Regions from separate parts of the Mus musculus genome. Here region 2 is linked to region 1. The links are chromatin loops, found by intact Hi-C in ENCODE. Cell type or tissue: gastrocnemius. All regions are shown on one strand.

Region 1 (4,000 bases):
ATGCCTATGGTCCCTACAGGAGGGCGATTATGGTAGGAGGAAAACTGAGGCAGGAAAATCAAAAGCCCAAAGCTCTTGGAATACCTAGGGAAAGCCTGTCTCAAAAGAATAAACAAAACTTCACTAAAGCCAGGTATGTGTCACTGACTGAGAGTCCAACCCTCAGAAGGCAGATGAAGGAGAATGGCAGTGACTTTGAGGCCAGCTTAGTCCATACGGTGGATTGCTGGCCAGCCGGTGCTACAAAGGGAGACCCTGTCAAACACTGACAGAAAGGAAAGGAAATCGTCACTTGAAAATTATCAAAGCACAGAACTGTGGCTCGAACAGAGAAACTGAGAAAGATCTCTGTACACCCAACAGAGAAACAGAGAAACAGATGAACAGATGAACAGAGAAACAGAGAAAGATCTCTGTACCCCCAACATGATCTGCCCTGATGTCTCATTGGTTTATGATCGGGTTCAGACTACAGGGTCCAGTGCGAGTGGCACGCGCATGCGCACCATCTACTGCTAGGCCCAGGCTCCTTGAAAGCAGGGCGGTAGACTCACGGGTGGATGCCCCTCCACCAGCCATGGGTTGCTGTCTATCAAATCTCTGTGACTTCTGATGATTGTGAAGACTGAAAAGGACCTAGAACTCACAGCAGCTGAGGGGCAGCCACAATGTGAGGCGGTCTTGGTAGCGGGGAGGGAGGTCGATGGGTTCAAAAGATATGAAAACAGTTTATAGTACTTCAGAAACTTACCCAGCTAACTATTCAATACCTTGTCCGTACTTTCAGAGTATATGCAGACTACTGGAGATGTCTTTTTTCAAAAACTGAACTAAAACCACACAAGGCTGTCTTTAAGACCCAAAGTAAAGACTTTTACCATCAGTCACAACAGAAATAGCGCTAGCAGCTTGGCAGCCGCTGAGACACCTTGAAACAATCTTATTTATTTTTCCATTTTTCAGAGTTGGGCCCCCGTTGAGATTGGGGGGATTTCTTTCAGGCCACAGAACAAGATAATCACAGAACTGGGAAGCAGAGCCCAAGCCCCCTGTCTTCCAGGACTTGATCTCTGCGTGGCTCTTTAGCTGGTAAAACCAGCTTCTACTTTCACGTTCAACTCAGTGCATGCAGAGACAATGCTTAAGTGCAGTGAGCATGGTGGCTAAATGGTTAAGGGTGAGTGCGCCTCATAAACAGGGTAATGGTGTGGTGACTCATGATCAAATGGGAAGGGCCCTTTACACACCCAAGTAACATGTTTTGGTGTAAAAGTTTATCTTGAGAAATAACAAAAAAAATTTTTTTTAATTTCTGACTCCTCCAACTTGTGGGAACCCTTCCCGTCTCTGCCACCCCCATGGTATCTAACATATATAATTACCAGGTTGTCTGGTATAGGAACCACTGGGGAGAAATTAAAAATAAAAATAAAAAAAGCCCTCCCTCTGGAGGATACTTTTCAGTGATTGAATGTGAGAAAATGAGAAGAAATCCAGTCCGGGAACTGTGAGCCACTGCCATATAAGCTTGCAATTCTCGAACCAAGCAAGAAAGACGATTGTATAAGTAAACGAATGGCAGTGTTAATTCACCAATGTTTCACATAACACCACAGTAACCAAGGAATCGACATATAAGAAAACTATAGTGGATATACGCAATTGAGGACAGCGTTTTCCTGACCACTGGAAAAGTGTGAGTTTTCATAAACGTTCTATGAGGGCTGGAGAGATGACTTGGTTGTTAAGAGCACCGACTGCTCCTGCAGAGGAGATGGGTTCCAATCCTTGCTCTCACATAATGGCTCTAAAGGAAGAGAACTGATCGACTGAATACATGTGTTAAAGGGCAATTAATTAGGCTGGCTTCCAGGACACAGTCGCAGTAGTCCAGTAAGGCTTTTTCACACTGAAGAGACTGAGAATCCAGACTTTGCTCAGTGAGGCCGGACATGAGGCTGGATGTCTTAACAATCCCAGTCTGGCCCTACAGACCTGGCTGATCTCAGGAAAAATGCTGGTCTCCCTCTACATTGGAAACTGGAGGAGGTAACAAACACGAAATGACACTGTAGCAACAGAGTAGAGGGACTCCCAGCTACAGTGAGGCCAACTAGGCCAAGAAGCACATGTCTCTCTTCCATGTCCGTTCATTTAGGCTGCCAGCAGAAGATGCTGTCCACACTGATGGCTGGGTCTGCCTGCTTCACATAATCAGACCAAGAAAATCTTCCACTTCAGAGGGTGCCAGTGGCTTGAATTTTAGTTGATTTTGGTTCCAAGGGCTCCAATACCCTCTTCTGGCCTTTCTGGGTACTGCACACAGGGTTGTGGTCCACATACCCGACATGTGGGTAAAACACTCATACACGTAGAATAAACAAGTGGAAGAAGGAAAGAACAGACAGGAAGAACAAAGGGAAAGGAAGAAGGAAGAAATGATGGTTACTTGAAACCTGAAAGGGCCCCACCAACGCAGGTGTCTGAGTGGAGTCTACATTCCAAGCCAAGTGCTCTCAAAGAGGAAAGAGCCAATAGTCCGGGAGGAGTCTGGGCTCCTGCTTCTTTAAGGTCACGTGACATAGGCTGTGCACCAGTGCTGATGTCTCCTTTAGTGACTAGAGAGTGCTGGGCGCACGGGCTGCAGCAGCCCCAAGGAGGAGCAAGACTGTCAAAGTGATTGTATAGTACGTGCGGATGCCTTCTGAACACTCCTACAGTTTGTTAATTAGAATTAATTTGGCTGATTAAATTTTTCTTCCAGATTATAATCTATGAAGAAGTAGGAGGCGATGTGCTATTCTGGAAATAAAACATTAAGTTAAAATCATTTAAAATATTTCATTTTATTTTATCACCATATGTGTGTGAAGGAGAAAAAGAGCTAGAGGGGAAAGAGGAAGCCCAAATGTCATCCATGTGTGTGGAGGTCAAAGGACAATTTTCTGGAGTTCGTTCCCTTCTTCCATCTTTATGTGGATTCTAGAGTTTGAACTGGGGTGTCACCAGGCTTGCTCAGTAAAAGGTTTCCCTGAGCCAACAGTCACTGAGTTACAATTCTGAGCTTTCTACTGCCTTAGCTGGGCAACCTCAAGTTTTGTCTCGTTCACGAATTTATCTCAGTAACTACACATAGAATGTAAGTAATAAATGCTGAATGTATTTTAATTACTTATTTTACACTCAATTGTTCATGTGTAAAACAAGAAAAGGCACACATAAGGCAGGTAGCAGAGAGGCAGGTACAATGGTTAGCAAGCAGACATGATGAGGCTATGCAGGCAATGTGTCACATGATGCAGATGCGTGAAACCTCAGCACGTGGGAGGCAGACACGGAAGGACCCCCGTGGTTACACAGATTTCATAGATAGTTTGAGGCGAGTCAAGACTATAATGAGACTGTGTCTCAAACAGAAAAACAGATTAAAAAAAATAAAAAGAGGTGATAGGGAGGGAAGGAGGGAGAGGGGTCGAAAGGCTTGTTTTAGTTGTTGGGATGGAAACCCGTCAGTTTGCCACTTATGACATGTGAGTAGGTGGTCTCATACGCTGAAGGGCAGCAATGAGAGGTTGGTCACCCTCAGTGCTTGTGAGCCCACCACAGGAGCGAGGGATACTACAGAAAAACAGAGAGCTTGCGATTGTTGTAAAAACTGACGTGGCATCCAATGAGCAGAGATCAGAGACGTTCAGTGTGCAGCGCAGTGTTGGGCGCTCCTCTCCGAAACGCTGGGCCTGTGCTGTGCTGCTCACACGCAGCACCGCAGTCTTTAGCGCTGTCTACAGTATCTCATCCTTCAAGTATCCTTCTCGATACAGCACCCACAACAGCCTGGCGATTGGGAAATAACTGCAAATGAATTTTCACTTACCTCCATTTTCTTCAGTCACAAATAAGCAGAAAAATAAACATCCAGGTTCCGTATAAAAGGTATAAAACAGGTTCGATTAAAACATTCTCCCAGGGGCTGGTGGGACACTTCAGTGAGTATCGTGGT
Region 2 (4,000 bases), 230 kb before region 1:
CGACTCCTCTCCAACCTTAAGACTCCAGTTCTCTCTCTCTCTCTTTCTCTCTCTCTCTCTCTCTCTCTCTCTCTCTCTCTCCCTCCCTCCCTCTCTCCCTCCCTCCCTCTCTCTCTCTCTCTTTCTCCCTCCCTCTCTCTCTCTCTCTCTCTCTCTCTCTCTCGATAGTGCTCAAGCTGCTCCACTCTGTTTTCTCTCAGCTGTCCATCATATACTAGCACACTCTGGTGGCTCTGTGGCTAGCAAGGCCCTGAGTGACATCATCCATCCCTACTGCATGGTGTGGAGGCAGTTAGGTCTATGGTCCACCTGTGCTGTACACCAGGTCTGTGGGTAGCATGGCAGTCCACCTCCTCCCATGTGAGATGCCTGGATTTGATTGGATTTGATTTGATTTTTATATTTCCTGGCAAAAAAAAAAAACAGCTTTGGCCACCAAGCCAGGCACCAAGCTAGGATGAACAATGGACTGCCATCTGCTCTGCCCCTGACTGATATAAGAACAACATCACCAACAAGGTGATTCTTTGCCCATTTCTGGGGATTGGGAGGGGTTGATCAAAACAACTCTTATAAAGGAAAGCATTTAATTAGGGCTGGCTTACATTTCAGGGGTTCATTATCAGCATGGGAGGAAGCATGGTGGCACACAGGCAGACATGTGCTAGAGGAGCCGAGAGTTCTACATCTGGATAGGCAGGCAGTAGGAAAAGACAGTGAGTCCCTGGGTCTGGCTTGAGCATGTGAGACCTCAAAGCCTAACCTCAGTGACACACTTCCTCCAACAAGGCCACACCTCTTAACAGTGCCACTTCCTGTAGAAAGAATATCTTATGTCTGTATGGATGTGGCACCTGTCAATAATAAATCTGATAGCCTATGGTTTATGCAGGAAATAAGAGGTGGGACATCCAGGAGGCAGAAAGAATTCTGGGATGGAGCCAGGCAGGAGACAAAATAAAAGAGTTATCTTAAGCTATGATTCTAGTCAGAGAAGAGCCAAGGTGTTAGTAAATATATTTTGAGTCCGAGTCTTATTTCTGGGAGCATGGGGCTGGGAGGAAGAACCTATGGGCCCATGGGGCCATTTTATTCAAACTGTGACACACACACAGCACCGCATGAGTTTCTGATTTTGTGTTGGGCTACATTCATAGCTATCCTTGTCTGTACACGATCCACATATACCACTGGTGGGACACAGTTTGATCAGTCTTCTCTACCTGCCCTCACTTCCTTTCACGTTTGTGGAAACTCATATTTTAAAGTTTATCCCAATGAAGAATAGCTTTTTTTTATGAATCTCTATTTATCCCCACAATCTCTCAAGCTCTCTTTAAACATGGGTAATGAGGAATTCGGGTTTCTCATTGCCAAACAGCTAAAGTTGGTATATTGGTAGCAAAAAAATTATCTGGACAGGGCTTGCCTCACAAACACAGGAACCTGAGCTGCATTCCCAGAGCCCACATAAAACCCATGCTGGTTACAATCCCAGTCCTGGGCATGGAGAAGTGGAGACCAGTGGATCCTGGGCCAACCGCTGGGGGACTATCTCAGAGTACACAGTGGATGGCTTTTGAGAAACAGCACAAGAGTTGACTTCTGATCACCACTACCAACACCACCCCCAAAACAAAGATCTTTGTGTGCAGTTTTTAAAACTATGTTTTATATTCCTTCAGACAACGTTATATAATTTTAGGAGGGAGTGGAATGTTCTCTGGGGGGCTAGAGGCTTTCCCGGGCATCTGCATTTTGTTTCTGTTTATAAAGGCGCTTGCAGCCCTGAAATGATTCACCTTTAGTGAATGAAGTCTTAATTTTGTGCGACCTTAGACAGAAAAGAACCACGAGGGGGCGCCTGTGTTACATACATTTCTTTGTAGATGGTGTGTGATTTAGGGTAAGATTAATTATGAAAACAAGGGGGGGGAAGAAAGAAGGAACTAAGGTTTAGTCACTCTGTCTTTTCCAGACAAAATAGAAAATAAAGTTGCTATTCTTTATTTTCTTCTTCGTAGTTCTGAAAGTGTCAGAGTCTCATACCTGTGACATTTCTAAAGAAATTGAATTCTTCATTTTCTCCATCTTGTTCCAGTGAATTTGTTGTTTATTAAACATCATCTTCAAGTCTGAGTGTATGGCAGCTTGATGGAAAACATGGAAGACAGAATTTCCAACAATGTACATAGTGGCATACTGCTGAGATAGTAGAATAGGGTGAATCTCTGCAATACTCTGTTTATGCTCAAACAGAAAAAAAGAGAAGTCGCTTTGTGCATCCTACAGAGGTAAGCAATGCAGTTAAGAACCCCTATCGTTGTTCTTCTGTTATGGAGACAGCAGCAAAAGAATAACATGGGAACAACTGGGCTGAATCCTTGCGAGTTGGCCATTCCTGAAGTTGGAGATGGACCTGTAGAAAGGCTACATATAGAGAGATTTAATGACAGCACAAATATCAGCTATTAAAGGCTTATCTGTTCCACAGCAGTCTGTCCTCAGTAAAAAATAAATGCCCTGAGTTAAAGGTATGCTGAAGGGAACCTTCATGTTCTTCCTGCAAAAAAAGTTTTAAAATAAGCTTTTCACAGGATGAGTGACAAATTAGGAGAGGCTGAGTTGAAACAGAGGCTGGGGCTGAGCCTGAGGCTGAGGCTAAGACATACTGCATACATAGTAACTCACATTTGGGGGCTGGGGGGGAAGGGGGTCCAAGTTAAGACATATCACATATATAACACCTTGCATAGGTGTAGGTGAAGCCTGAAATGGCACATCAAACTGATTCTAAGTTCAAGCATGCTCAGGAAAGGTAAATTTTATTCTTTGTCACAAAAATACAAGGCAAATAAAACATCCCTCTCATTATACAGCTCTGCAACTCAAGGGGACTCAAGGACAAGGCTCTGTCAACTTGAGCCTGTGTGTCCCAAACACTGGTCCAGTAGCCATTGATTTCCACCCAATACAAACACATTGTCTTCTAAAGAAAGAGTACAGACACTATGCGCACCATTTCGAGAAGGAACTAGCTCAACTTTTGACAACCTGGAAGAGCAACAAGTCAAAATGGAGGCTGCTTGAATGAAAGATAATTTTTTTCCATCCCGTCATGCTGTCTCCTAGGGAATCTTCTTAAGTTGGCGAGTGTCTGTGAGATCAACAGACGGCAGCACCGGGTAGCGAGCAACCTCCAGAGCTAGAGCACAAAAAGCAGCTCACTTCCCTTTAGGTCTGTTAGACGGCGTGCCCTTGGGAAGACAGTCATTCGTTAGTCACATAAACCATCAGAACTATGCATGTGGAGGCAGCTCATGCCTAGCCTGTGCAAGGGCCTGGGTTCGATACCCAGCAGAAGAAGAAAAAGAAGGAAGGAAAAGAAAATATAAACAATATCCACACTAACGTATAAAGGAAGAAATAAAGACTAGATAGATAGGCTACTAAAATACAGAATAGACATAACACAGTGTTGAGGGACAGAGTGAAGAGTTCCAGGTCGTCCTTGGCCGAGGCTAGCTCAGGCTGCTTGATACTCTGTCTCAAAAAGTAAAAGGCAAAAGCAGCTACAAGAAGCTACAGGAAAATACTATAAACAAATGTGTAGTGACAACTTATACCAAGAAAAGAGGTGAATTCTTAGAGATGTACAATAATACTAAACAAAGAAGAAAAGGAAATCTGCAAAAAAGTAGAGATTTAATAAATAAAAATACAAACAACTCCCCACACACACACACTAAAATACCAGGTCCAGAAAGCATCACTGGAAAATTCAAATATTCAAATAAAAACTAACACAAAGCTAGGTTGCATGACACAAGCTTGTAACTCTAGCTGTTCAGAAGGCTGAAGCCCACAAAGGCCATAAATCCAAGGCCTGTTTGCGATATATAGTGAGTTATAAGATGATTCCAAAATAGATTTAAATAATATTCAAACACTTATATGCAAAGACAATGGAGGAGAGCAGCTGTTTAAGAAACAAACAAAC

What was found. Peaks named below come from ENCODE experiments on the same cell type or tissue, not always from the same donor. Only the 100,000 strongest peaks of a DNase experiment are listed, where the experiment ranks them.
Region 2: a loop joins it to region 1, with 10 times the contacts of the local background. A loop is called at or near these places in 31 of 42 quality-filtered maps.

Annotation. Positions count from the first base shown.
Region 1 is chr15:55,005,698-55,009,697 of GRCm38, forward strand. No RefSeq gene overlaps it. Among named protein-coding and RNA genes, the nearest start is that of Gm2491, 21 kb to the left of the region's middle. In gastrocnemius, a CTCF peak has its summit at 2,308 (motif pointing left); a DNase peak (open chromatin) is centred at 2,294; H3K27ac peaks cover 354 bases.
Region 2 is chr15:54,779,052-54,783,051 of GRCm38, forward strand. It overlaps LOC115488560 (a small nucleolar RNA gene), which reads right to left and starts at 545; the gene lies at 403-545. In gastrocnemius, a CTCF peak has its summit at 1,854 (motif pointing right); a DNase peak (open chromatin) is centred at 1,858.